Linked DNA regions of Homo sapiens: region 2 is linked to region 1. The links are chromatin contacts, found by Hi-C in ENCODE. All regions are on one chromosome and are shown on one strand. Each heading gives the region's core, a stretch centred on a gene start or an enhancer-like site at or near the end of the contact. The rest is flanking DNA. Distances are from core to core; before and after follow the strand shown. Region 1 has its middle 68 kb from the start of LINC00862. Region 2 has its middle 8.5 kb from the start of GPR25.

Region 1 (5,726 bases), core at 3,195-5,694:
TGTGTGAAATGGAGTGGAATGTTCTTTTCAGCGTTCATCTCTAAAGGGAGAAGAACTATTTCTCACTATGTGAATACCTCACGGGGGATTCCCATTAAATAAAACTGCTTGATGATGACCTAATTTGTTCATTCAAGAGAAGAAACTCTTCCTATCCATACATTATTGTTGTTATGGTTTCCGTTGTTAAATTATACATAAAAAGCCTCAGCTGAACCAAGCCTATTTTAGAAATAAAAATGTTCTTGGGACATGAATCTTAATGAGATCCTTATTTTAAATTGCGCCTGAAAATATGCATTGTTTTCAGTGCTTCCTTATATTTTCACCAATTTGTTGTCCTAAATGCATTTTAAAAAAGTTATAAAATGCATTTTCTTATAATGTGTTCTAGGTTTGTCTGTTGCCTTTTTGGTCTTAGGTTACTTTTTAGTGACCAGAAAATAAAATGTGTAGTTAAAAGAGGTTTTCCAGGCTGGGCGCAGTGGTTCACGCCAGTAATCCCAGCACATTGAAAGGCCAAGAAGGGCAGATTGCCTGAGCCCAAGAGTTCTTTACAATGCAGCTTTTTTACAATGTCTAGATCCCTGTCCCATCCACGCACATATGCACAGACACACTACAGAGCGCCCAGCTCACAGCAGACACTAAATGGTGAGAGAATGCAAGAGGGGGTCAGTGGTCCTGTGTCTCCCTAAGTCCTGGGCAACAAGGCAAACACCTGTCTCTATAAAAAATTTAAAAAAAAAAAATTAGCCAGGCATGGTGGTGTACATGTCTGTAGTCCCAGCTACTGGGGTGGGGGGAAGGGAGTTGGGAGTGCTGAGGGGGTTGGCAGGTTGAGATGGGAGGATGGCTTGAGTCTGGGATGTTGAGGCTGCAATGAGCCACTGCACTCCAGCCTGGGCAACAGATTGAGATCCTCAAAAAAAAAAAAAAAAAAATCAGGTTTTCCAAAATGATATGCCAATTCATGCCGTTCGCCCTCCAAAATAAACCCCTTTACAGTCTTTTGCCTTCCCTGTGTCCACTTTTCCTCTGTACTAAATCTTTTCAAACACAAATGAATCTATAAACAAGTGTTTTCCCAAGATGCGGTTCTTAGAACACCAGTTCTGCAAGCTCCTCTCTGGGAAAGAAGCTGGCCAGTGTATCTGGGAAACCTGGCACATTCTCTCTCTGAGGATTACATCTCACATTAAGACTCTCAGTCAAGAAACTTGCTGAACTTGGCCCAGCCCAGCATTTTCCAAATTTATTTGGATGTGGAACCCTTTTCCAAGCAAGATTTATTAATACACTGTGGAATTTGTATTTCCAGGATTACACTTTAGGAATTGGTGATTTAAACCATCTAATATATGGAATAATTTTAGATCAAATAAAACTGAGATGTCAAGATCCACCATAAGAATTTTTTAAGAGAATTAAGAAGAAGCTGGCTCTAATTGCTATTTGTGAATTTTATAAAGTCATTTTGCTAAAAAAAAAAATAAAAATGTTTTAAATAACTGGAAGGGTAGACATCATGTCAGAATTCTGAAACTATACTAAATAAAAAGCTTCCAGAAATACCCCTTTTTCCCCCATGGGAGCTATAACCCAAAGTGTGGTACAGTTTATCTTGGTTGAGTCAGCTTCCCCATTAGCCCCAACACACCTGGAGTATTTAAAAGTAGTCCCCTAGGTATAGATTCCTGCAGCATTGGAAGTAGATTCAAGGCTCAGAAGAAAGGGCCACCCAGTCCAAACCTATTCTACTATTACTTGAGCCCCACCCTTGCCCCCCAAAAACAACCATGCACCCCAGCAGGCTCTAAGCTGCCAGAAGAACTGCATGTTTGACAAGCCTTATATGTGCTTTCTTTCCCTTGAGGCAGAGCTAACGGAGAAAAAGTACACACAAACATTACCCTTGAGAACAAGACAGTCAAGCTAGTAGTCTAAGGACTGTTCAAACTGTGACCCATCTGGACTAATTTTTATTTAACGAAAACATTTTATAAAAGGAACTCCAGGTATGTCAGGCACCTGGACTAATAGGAAGAGGGGGAATAGGCAAATGAAAAGGGCTGCATTTAGTCCTTCTCAATCGGAGAGGTTCTTCAGAAAGTGAGACAGAAGTGTTTATGTTTTTTTGTTTTTTTGTTTGAGATGGAGTCTCGCTCTGTCACCCATGCTGGAGTGTAATGGTGCAATCTCGGCTCACTGCAGCCTCCACCTCCCGGGTTCAAGTGATTCTCCTGTCTTAGCCTTCCGAGTAGCTGGGATTACAGGCACATGCCACCACGCCAGGCTAATTTGTGTATTTTTAGTAGAGACGGGGTTTCACCATGTTGGCCATGCTGGTCTCGAACTCCTGGCCTTAAGATATCAGCCCGCCTCAGCCTCCCAAAGTGCTGGGATTACAGGCGCGAGCCACTGCACCCGGCAGAAGTGTTTATGTTAAAACACCTAAAAAATTGCCGTTTGACACCCCTGCCTATCCATGGCTTCCTATAGCACACTTCCTTCTCCCTACCCCACATATGAAGGCACAGAAGGTAACATGGATGCAAGTATGAGATTATGCATTAAATTTCTCCCATATTCCTCACAACACTTAGCAGAGAACTAGATAATAAATAGATGTCCAAATAAGTAATAATTGATTGATTAATTAATTGATCAACTGATGGCCCTTCTAAAGTTACTAATTATCTGAGAGAAGCTGGACTCATAATGCAAACACTTTGTTCCTGTTTCACCCCAGGAGATTATCTTACATTTCAAGGGAACTTCACAGATTGAACTGGACTATGAAAAATGAACCAAAACAAGCTGGCAAATAGTTCTCAAATTGTATTCCACCCACAAAATTTGCATTGCTTCTGTTTGTCAAATGCCACCAGGCCCTTCATATCTATCATCTTCTCCCACATAGAATAGCCTGAAACTGTGAAGTTGTGTGTGCATACATGCTTTCTGTTACCTAATAATTATGAATTTTATGGAAACTTTCTAAAGGAATACAAATAATAGGCAAAATCTGTCTCATCTAAGCCCATCTAGTGATTGTTTTGTTTGTTTTTGAGACAGAGTCTCGCTGTCGCCCACGCTAAAGTGCAGTGCCATGATCTCAATTCACTGCAGCCTCCGGCTCCTGGGTTCAAGCAATTCTGCCTCAGCCTCCCGAGTAGCTGGGACTAAAGGCGTGTGCCACCACACTCTACTAATTTTTTGTATTTTCAGTAGAGACGGGATTTCACCGTGTTAGCCAGGATGGTCTCAATCCCCTGACCTTGTGATACACCTGCCTTGGCCTCCCAAAGTGCTGGGATATAGCCACAATGCCCAGCTATAATTATTTTAAAGTTGGATGTTTGACTTCTTTAAGATTTAAACACAGGCTTAATTTCATCACTAAGAATTACTAGCATCACATCATATACCCCATTAAACAAATGAGTCTATCCTGAGACATTTACAATCATAAACCATATTAAGACCTAGAGTCTGCTACTTAAAATTCTTTTTTTTCTTTTTTTTTTTTTTTTTGAGACAGAGTCTTGCTCTGTCGCCCAGGCTGGAGTGCAGTGGTGCGATCTTGGCTCACTACAACCTCCGCCTCCCGGGTTCAAGTGATTCTCCTGCCTCAGCCTCCCAAGTAGCTAAGACTGCAGGCATATACCACCACGCCTGGCTAATTTTTGTAATTTTATTAGAGATGGGGTTTCAACTTGTTGGCCAGGCTGGTCTCTAACTCCTGACTTCAAGTGATCTGCCCACCTCAACTCCCCAAAGTACTGGGATTACAGGTGTGAGCCACCGTGCCTGACCAGCTACGTAAAATTCTCATATTTGAATTGGCTAGACATGTTTAAAGAAGAAAAAAACTATCCAGTGTGCATAAAAATTGTAGCATGCCTCTGCATCCATGCTTCTCATACTTTCACAGGAAATGAAAGTGATACTTAATTATCAAAATAAAAATCCACAGAATCTACATGTGCAAAACAACTTCCTTTTTCTGTTATTCTCAGTCACCTAAGGACAAGAACTGAAAGAGATCTTTTGGCTGTTGGTTCCAAGAAACAAAAGTATTTTCCTATTCAGAATAAGTAATCTCTTAGGGTAACTTATATACTATTTAAACAATGATACTATGTAGTAAAATAAAATACTAATCGCCACTCAAGAAATTATATTTGATTTGATATGGAATATGTAAATGCCTCTGAGTCAACCAATAATCAAGCTCTGTGCTTTTCTCTCCATGGTGCTCAACTTCTAACAAAACGTTGTCTTTCAATTTTTGTGACCTCAAAGTCCAGGACTGCTGATTCAATCTCACGCTACTCCTCTACGAATATTTTAGGGCAGTTTGATGGGACATTATGTCCACAATCTATCCAAGCCAAATCAAGGTTATTGACAGGATCTCACATAGATAAATTTCACCTTTAAAAGTTTTCCACCGTCAGGAAAATGGGGCTGCTACAGGCTGGTGTTTATGCTGCCACCTCTCGGCCTTATAAGGAAATACATCTCAGGGAGAGGAAAGGAGAATTCTTGCTGCAAATTATATTCCTATTGTATTTATGTTAGGGCCCATGAATGCTTCTTAAATGGGGAAAGAGGAGCTCACAGCCTGCAGAATATTATGAAAGCCTGAATCCTCTCTCCAGAAAAAAAAAACACATACACAATAGTTTTTTGTAGATAAATTTGGACGTCTTGAAGCCCATCCATGTCCCACTTTCTATACTACAAATTCAGCAGAGCAACCTCATTTTTCGTGTTGTGACAAAAATTCTGTAAAATGGAAGAAACTGGACATTCTGGGAGGATGGTTAGAATATAAGATACCAATAGCATCTTATTCAGAAGAAAAATTTTGACATCAAATGATTTTTAGTTCAAAATTAGTAGTGTGTTGGGGGAAAAAAAAACCGATAAACTTTTCCCTGCAGCCAAGAATGTTTGGATTTTGTTTCAAAGTTAATCAATTGGAAAGGCTCTCTGGGAATTCTGGGTGGTATTTCCAACAGAAACATTATGCTTTTGACACCTCTATTGTTGATATGTTAAATCCTCTGGCAGTTGAGTTTTGGATCAAGTAACTCGGTGGGTCTGCTGCACGTGGTCTGTTTATTTGTTTAGCTTATAGAAATGTCTTCTGTGTTCCTATGAATATTTTTGCAGCACAGGTTACACAGAGCTGTCAGCTGCCTCCAAGTGTTTTAAGGACGGATGCTTGACTTGTTTAAGATTTAAGCACAGGCTTAATTTCATCACTAAGAATTACTAATGGCACATAATATATACCATTAAACAAATACATCTATCTTGAGACATTTTATTGTCATCAGCCATATTAAGACCCAGAATCTGTTTTGTGTGTGTGTGTGTGTTTTTTGTGTTTTTTTTTTTTTTGAGACAGAGTCTCACTCTGTAGCCCAGGCTGGAGTGCAGTGGCGTGATCTTGGCTCACTGCAACCTCTGCCTCTGGGGTCCCGGTTCAAGCAATTCTCCTGCCTCAGCCTCTTGAGTAGCTGTGATTACACGCATGCATGACCATGACCAGCTAATTTTTGTATTTTTAGTAGAGACGGGGTTTCACCATGTTGGCCAGGCTGGTCTTGAACTTCTGACCTCGTGATCTGCCTGCCTCAGCCTCCCAAAGTGCTGGGATTACAGGCGTGAGCCACTGTGCCTGGTCAAGACCCAGAATCTTAATATCTCTA
Region 2 (5,997 bases), core at 94-2,593, 560 kb after region 1:
AAAAAAAATTAGCCAGGCCTGGTAGCGGGCACCTGTAGTCACAGCTACTTGGGAGGCTGAGACAGGAGAATGGCATGAACCCGGGAGGCAGAGCTTGCAGTGAGCCGAGATTGCACCACTGCACTCCAGCCTGGGCGACAGAGCGAGACTCCGTCTCAAAAAAAAAAAAAAAAAAAACCCTAAGACCCAGGCAACATTAGAAAAATGTACACAATGCCAGGTATGGTGGTGGCTCATGCCTATAATCCCAGCACTTCGGGAGGCCAAGGCAGGCAGATCACTTGAGGTCAGGAGTTTTGAGACCAGCCTGGCCAACACGGCGAAACCCTGTCTCTACTAAAAAATAAAAATTAGCCAGGCATGGTGGCATACGCCTGTAATCCCAGGTACTCAGGAACATGAGGCAGAAAAATTGCTTGAACCCAGGAGGCGGAGGTTGCTGTGAGCCAAGATCGCACCTCTGCAGTCCAGCCTGGGTGACAGAGTGAGGCTGTGTCTCAAAAAAAAAAAAAAAAAAAAAAAAAGTGTACACAAACCCTAGAGCCCCCACACAATAAGAATGTGTTGCCTTATGACTGAAATTGATACTTCTTAACTAGGGCAGAGGAAAATATTCTGTAGTGAATAGGAACAAACACCTTTATTTCATGATCTGTCTACACAGAAAGATGATAATAAAATTCAGCAAAGGAAATGTAGCTGTAATGTTATGACCTAGGAATTGGCTATTGGAGAAACACATCTATAAAATGAGTGTGAAATTCTGTCGTCCCTTAGAAGTATATAGATGCTTAAGAAATAGGTATCTTCTCAAAAGAAACAAATGAGATATTAATGATTTTGCCTAATTTGATGGGGGTGGGGGAAGTACACAGATTGGTATGTCAGAGTTGCTCTTCAAATAAGGAGATCTAGAATCTAGTTTCAGTCACTTCCTTTTTGCCCCTGTGGGCATGTAGGTCTTCTAGCAACTCAAGGCCACATGCTTAGACAACACAGATTAGTTTTGTACATGTGTTTAAATCACTGTGGTGATATGTGTCACAACAACAGCTAAAATCAGATAACTTTATTCCATCTACAGTGGCTTATTTATGTCAGGAAAATAGGGGGCAATTATTTTCCATCAAAGAGGTGAAAAGCAAATTAAGAAATGTTTTAAGACCCACTAAGGTTTTTTTTTTTTTTTTTTTTTGGGGACACATTAAGCAAAGCCACCATGGTACCTTAGGCTACTAATGCATTTGATTCTTCTTAACCCCAACCTGTTGTTTTAGGTGATTGAACCTGTGATTCAGCCTTCAGTAGGTGTTAGAGGCATCCAACACAGGTGGCAAGTATCGTCTACAGCACCTCTACTTCACAGTTACATTCAGCTGCTGTGATTCCTGGCCGACCCTATTATTCATACTTCAGGGTTTGTGTGTTTATATAGAAAAGGAAATGTGGCTCTCAACCCGAGATCGCGCTGCTGCACTTCAACCTGGGTGACAGAGTGAGACTCAGTCTCAAAAAAAAAAAAAATTGCTTTATAATTTAAAAGATTCTTTGCTTTGCTTTCTCTTTTAACTTACTGCTGCCTGGGAGGAGGTGAGCATTTACGTCTCCATTCTACAGATGAGGAAGATGAGGCTTTAAAAGGTTAGTAGCTGTCCCAGGGACTCAAAGCTAGTAAGTGACAGCATTACAAGTGGCACCTAAGCCTTCTGGTTTCAAATCCCCTTACTGTGCCATATGGTACAGTTTCCCACTGCGTTGTACATGTTGTGGAATAAGAATAAGGCTCACAGCTGTTACTAGTTAATAACGTATTCACCATTGGTAGAAAACTCAGAACTTGTGGTTAAAGTGGATTTTGTTCTCTTGCCCAAGACTGTTAACCATCATCAACACAACAGCTAAAATCAGCCTGTTACGCTCACCTGCTGTTTAATATCTAGATTCATAAAGATGAGAGAATGGAAAAACTGCAAAAGTGGTGAAAACAAATTCTGATAATAGGTTAATCAGAATTATCTAGGAAACAGTTATTAGATGAAAGGGGCTAGGTAGGTCACAAAGGTAAGTTCTCTTCCATCAAGGAACTCTTGAAGTGGATGCCATTAGACCTTTACAAACAACGGATATACCGTGTGCTGTATTAGAGGTATGGAACCGAAAGTAAAGGACAGATGCGCCCTTGTCTTGTCAACAGTAAGAGCCTCTTGTCCATCAAGAGAATTCATGTACTTTATAGGGTACTAACTCTACTAAAACTAACTCTATAAAGAACTTAAGACTGCTCTTCCTGGGGAACTTGTCTACAGGCACTCAGAATGGTCCAGCATTTGACATACTGTCATAGGCTTTCCTACAATACAGCCTCTAACAAAACTACGCGAACCCCTGGTAATAGAATTGTTTACCTTTATACCAAGAAGGTTGGGAAAGCATCAAAATCTGCGTGTGGCGTGTGCCCAGGCAGACTTTGAAGGGTTTGTGCTGTAAGACCTAAAGTTCTTATGAGGTTGTCCAAAACAAAGAAACATGTCAGCAGGGCCTATGTTGGTTCCATGTGTGCTAAATGTGTTTGTGACAGGATCAAGCGTGCTTTCCTTATCAAGGAGCAGAAAATTGTTGTGAAAGTGTTGAAGGCACAAGCAGAGTCAGAAAGCTAAATAAAAAATGAAGCTTTTTTGAGTAATAAAAATGAAAAGACTTGCTGTATGGAAAAAAAAAAAGACTATCTTACGTTGTCAGCCAACAGGATACCACATTAATTCTTTAAATACTGAATTTTGCCGGGCGCGGTGGCTCACGCCTGTAATCCCAGCACTTTGGGAGGCTGAGGCGGGCAGATCACGAGGTCAGGAGATCGAGACCATCCTGGTTAACACGGTGAAACCCCGTCTCTACTAAAAATACAAAACTTTAGCCGGGTGTGGTGGCGGGCTCCTGTAGTCCTAGCTACTCAGGAGGCTGAGGCAGAAGAATGGCGTCAACCCAGGAGGCGGAGCTTGCAGCTAGCTGAGATCGCTCTGCTGCACTCCAGCCTGGGCAACAGAGCGAGACTCCATCTCTAAAAAAATAAATAAATAGTGAATTTTGAATTGCAGAGACATCAGTTCTGTTGATAGGGCCTTGAGGTCCTCATTTATGATGAGAACAAAACTAACTAAACTGCATCCTCTTTCTTAGCCAGAGGCTAAGTACAGATATTTTTGTATACATTACGAAATGAGTTTGTACTTGGATTCTTTATCCTTATAGTCTCAACACAATCGGTATTCAATAAATATTCGTCAAATGAATACATGAAGGGAGGACTATGCAGTCCTGGCCCAAAATTCAAAATCAAATTCAAAACATGTTCTGATTTCTTCTAGGTCACCCTTCATTTCTTACTATAGATATTTTTGCCCCCAAAATACAAACCCAAAGTTGGCTTTTCTGCTCTGACTCCCCCTGGTTCATGCCATTTCAAAGGACCCAGGTGCAGCTTGAAAATCTGACCTATTGGTCACCGTGACACAATGATGTACTGTTCCTTTTTACCTCTCTCCAGCTCCTCTCACAAATTATGGGCCAGTCTCAAGGCTCAGTTATTCATGTTCTGCTGTCTCCACTCTTTCCAAGAAGGGCTTCAATATCAGCTTTGACTGACACCTCCATTCAGAATCTACATCTCCAGCCCTGAAAGCTTCCTCTGGGCCCACTCATGCATCTAACTGCCATCTCAACATTTTCACCTGGGAGTTCCAAAGTCATCCTCAACTTAATCTGTTTAAAAACCAAAAGTCAACCTGATTTTACAACTTCCTTATAAAAGCAACTCTCCTTCCTGAAAGCCAGCCACCAAGACTGAAAGGTCTTATCCCTTGTCTAACACAGAAGACAGCCTCATGCACAGACAGCCACCAAATCCTATCAAATATTTTTACTTTGAAACTGCTCCTCATCCCTGCTGCCACCAGCTTCAAGTCCAGGCACCAAAAGCTTATGCCTAACTGCAAGAACCTTCAAGTGGTCTTACCCTAATTCGATTTCACCCTCCAAAGTGTCTTGCAAAATCTAACTTTCTTAGACTTATCTTAAAAGTTCAACATTGTTTTTATTTTGAATTGCGGGGAGGATGGGGGTGGGGTGTTGAGGTGGTGGTAATCTGTTCAGTGCTTGGAACCACTAAAGGTCTTGATCCTGTTTTTCAGGCGGCTCCTATACACAGACCTTTTTCTTCAGAAAAGCTGACCTGCTTCAATCTTGATAGAAGTCAGGATATCACAATCTGCCTTATATCAAAGTTATTTGTACATTATAGCTAATCTCCAATAATGTGTAAGCTTCCTGTAAGGATGCACCATGTCACATTCTTTGTATCTGTTACATTACCCAATAACAGTGCTTGCCCCACAGTAAGAAGGGGCTGTTTACAAAGTCAACTGGAATCAAATGTGATATTAAGAATTGGTTTTGGCCCGGGCGCAGTGGCTCACGCCTATAATCCCAGCACTTTGGGAGGCTGAGGTGGACAGATCACTTGAGGTCAGGAGTTCAAGACCAGTCTGGCCAGCATGGTGAAGCCTTGTCTCTACTAAAAATACAAAAACTAGCTGGGCATGGTGTTGCACGCCTCTAATCCCAGCTATTCAGGAGGCTGATGCAGGAGAATCACTCGAACCCAGGAGGCAGAGGCTGCAATGAGCCGAGATTGCACCACTGCACCCTAGCCTGGGTGACAGAGCAGGACTCCATCTCAAAAAAAAAAAAGAATTGGTTTCACTGATCAGTAGCAGGATCACAGCACTGTAGAGGGACCCTCTACCAATGCCAAGGGAATGCTGCCAAATTCCTCCTGCAAATACTTGGAAATTTACACTAACTCTCTGTGAAATCACTGAAAAGTAATGGCAAATCATAGGTTAGAAGCTCCTGTGGGCAGAATAATTGCTACAAAGAGAAAACGTTACTTTCTTTCCAAACAAATTCTGGGGCCATTTTTATATTGGGGATGTCCCTATTGCTTGTCTTTTAAGTTTCTGATGGTTTTTTTTTTACCTTTAAAAAACGTTCGAGCTACAGGAACCTGCAGTGGAAGAAAGGAGTCTCACTTTCCTTGAAAGCTACACTCTTCTCCTCCAGCCTCCCCTCCCTTCCCTGACCCCCTCCCCCATGTCCCCTAAGAGGCATCAATGATGTCCGGGGTAGATGGGGGGCCCTGGGACAATCACACAGCTGCAGGCCACAAGGCTTTCACATTGAGTCATCTCCTTAGCAGTGTGGGCTGAAGCCGAGTCTCATGTCTAACTCAGATGATGCCCTTTCCCAGCTACCCCGTATTTAGTACCTGAAAGTTTCTGAAGTAAATGAACATCTGAAACATTCTGCAGGGCCTCTGGCATCCAGGGTGGGGCTCCTCATCTGGTGTGTGCCAGCCCTCCCTTAGATGTTGAGGGTGCAGGGTAGGGGCAAGAGCTATTACTGTCTTCTGTCCTCTAATACCCTGTCCCTACCACCCTCCCCGCCCCCCGCCCCCCACCCCACTCACACACACGGCCTCAGGGCTATGTGGTCTATGGGAAACCTCATCTTGGTAGCCAGTCAGTAATAGTGAATAAAATAGAGGACTCCCCATTCCCAGTTCAGTGTTTATCGAGAGAGGTTGTAAAAACAAAGAGATGTGGCTTTGCAAGATTTTCCTCACACTCAGGACTCAAGTTACTGTTAACCTCTCCGTCATCCGCAACTGACTTGGCATAAGGCCACCTGTCTGTGCTTGGGTCCTGTCAGCAGTTTCTCTGCAGCATCCAGACTGTCACCTTGTAGAAATCACCATTAGGATAATACCAGGCACCAGACACTGTGGTGGTCAAATCTTGAAGAGTCAAATCTTGGGAGTCTCTCTTTATAGATTCCCAATCCAATCCCCAAAACATTTACTTACCACCCACTATGTGGAAAGAAAGCACTGTGACCTGGAGGGTAGGAGAAGCAGCGCAAGCAGCTGAGTCTAGCAGCAGG

The links. Hi-C counts contacts between places; a loop is a spot of excess contacts on that map. Pooled maps may share reads with other maps.
Region 2: a pooled map shows a loop between it and region 1 (4-fold over the local background). The contact joins two enhancer-like sites. A Hi-C loop is called at or near these places in 5 of 37 single-sample maps with no recorded cell type and 2 of 50 pooled maps.

What each region holds. Positions count from the first base shown.
Region 1 is chr1:200,303,172-200,308,897 of GRCh38, forward strand. No RefSeq gene overlaps it. Among named protein-coding and RNA genes, the nearest start is that of LINC00862, 68 kb to the right of the region's middle. Within about 2 kb of position 4,445, at least 2 of the 41 ENCODE cell types and tissues checked have a DNase peak (open chromatin) inside an H3K27ac peak, as active enhancers do.
Region 2 is chr1:200,861,493-200,867,489 of GRCh38, forward strand. It overlaps the pseudogene RPL34P6. Among named protein-coding and RNA genes, the nearest start is that of GPR25, 8.5 kb to the right of the region's middle. RefSeq lists an enhancer at 5,097-5,146 and a silencer at 5,437-5,486. Within about 2 kb of position 1,344, at least 5 of the 41 ENCODE cell types and tissues checked have a DNase peak (open chromatin) inside an H3K27ac peak, as active enhancers do.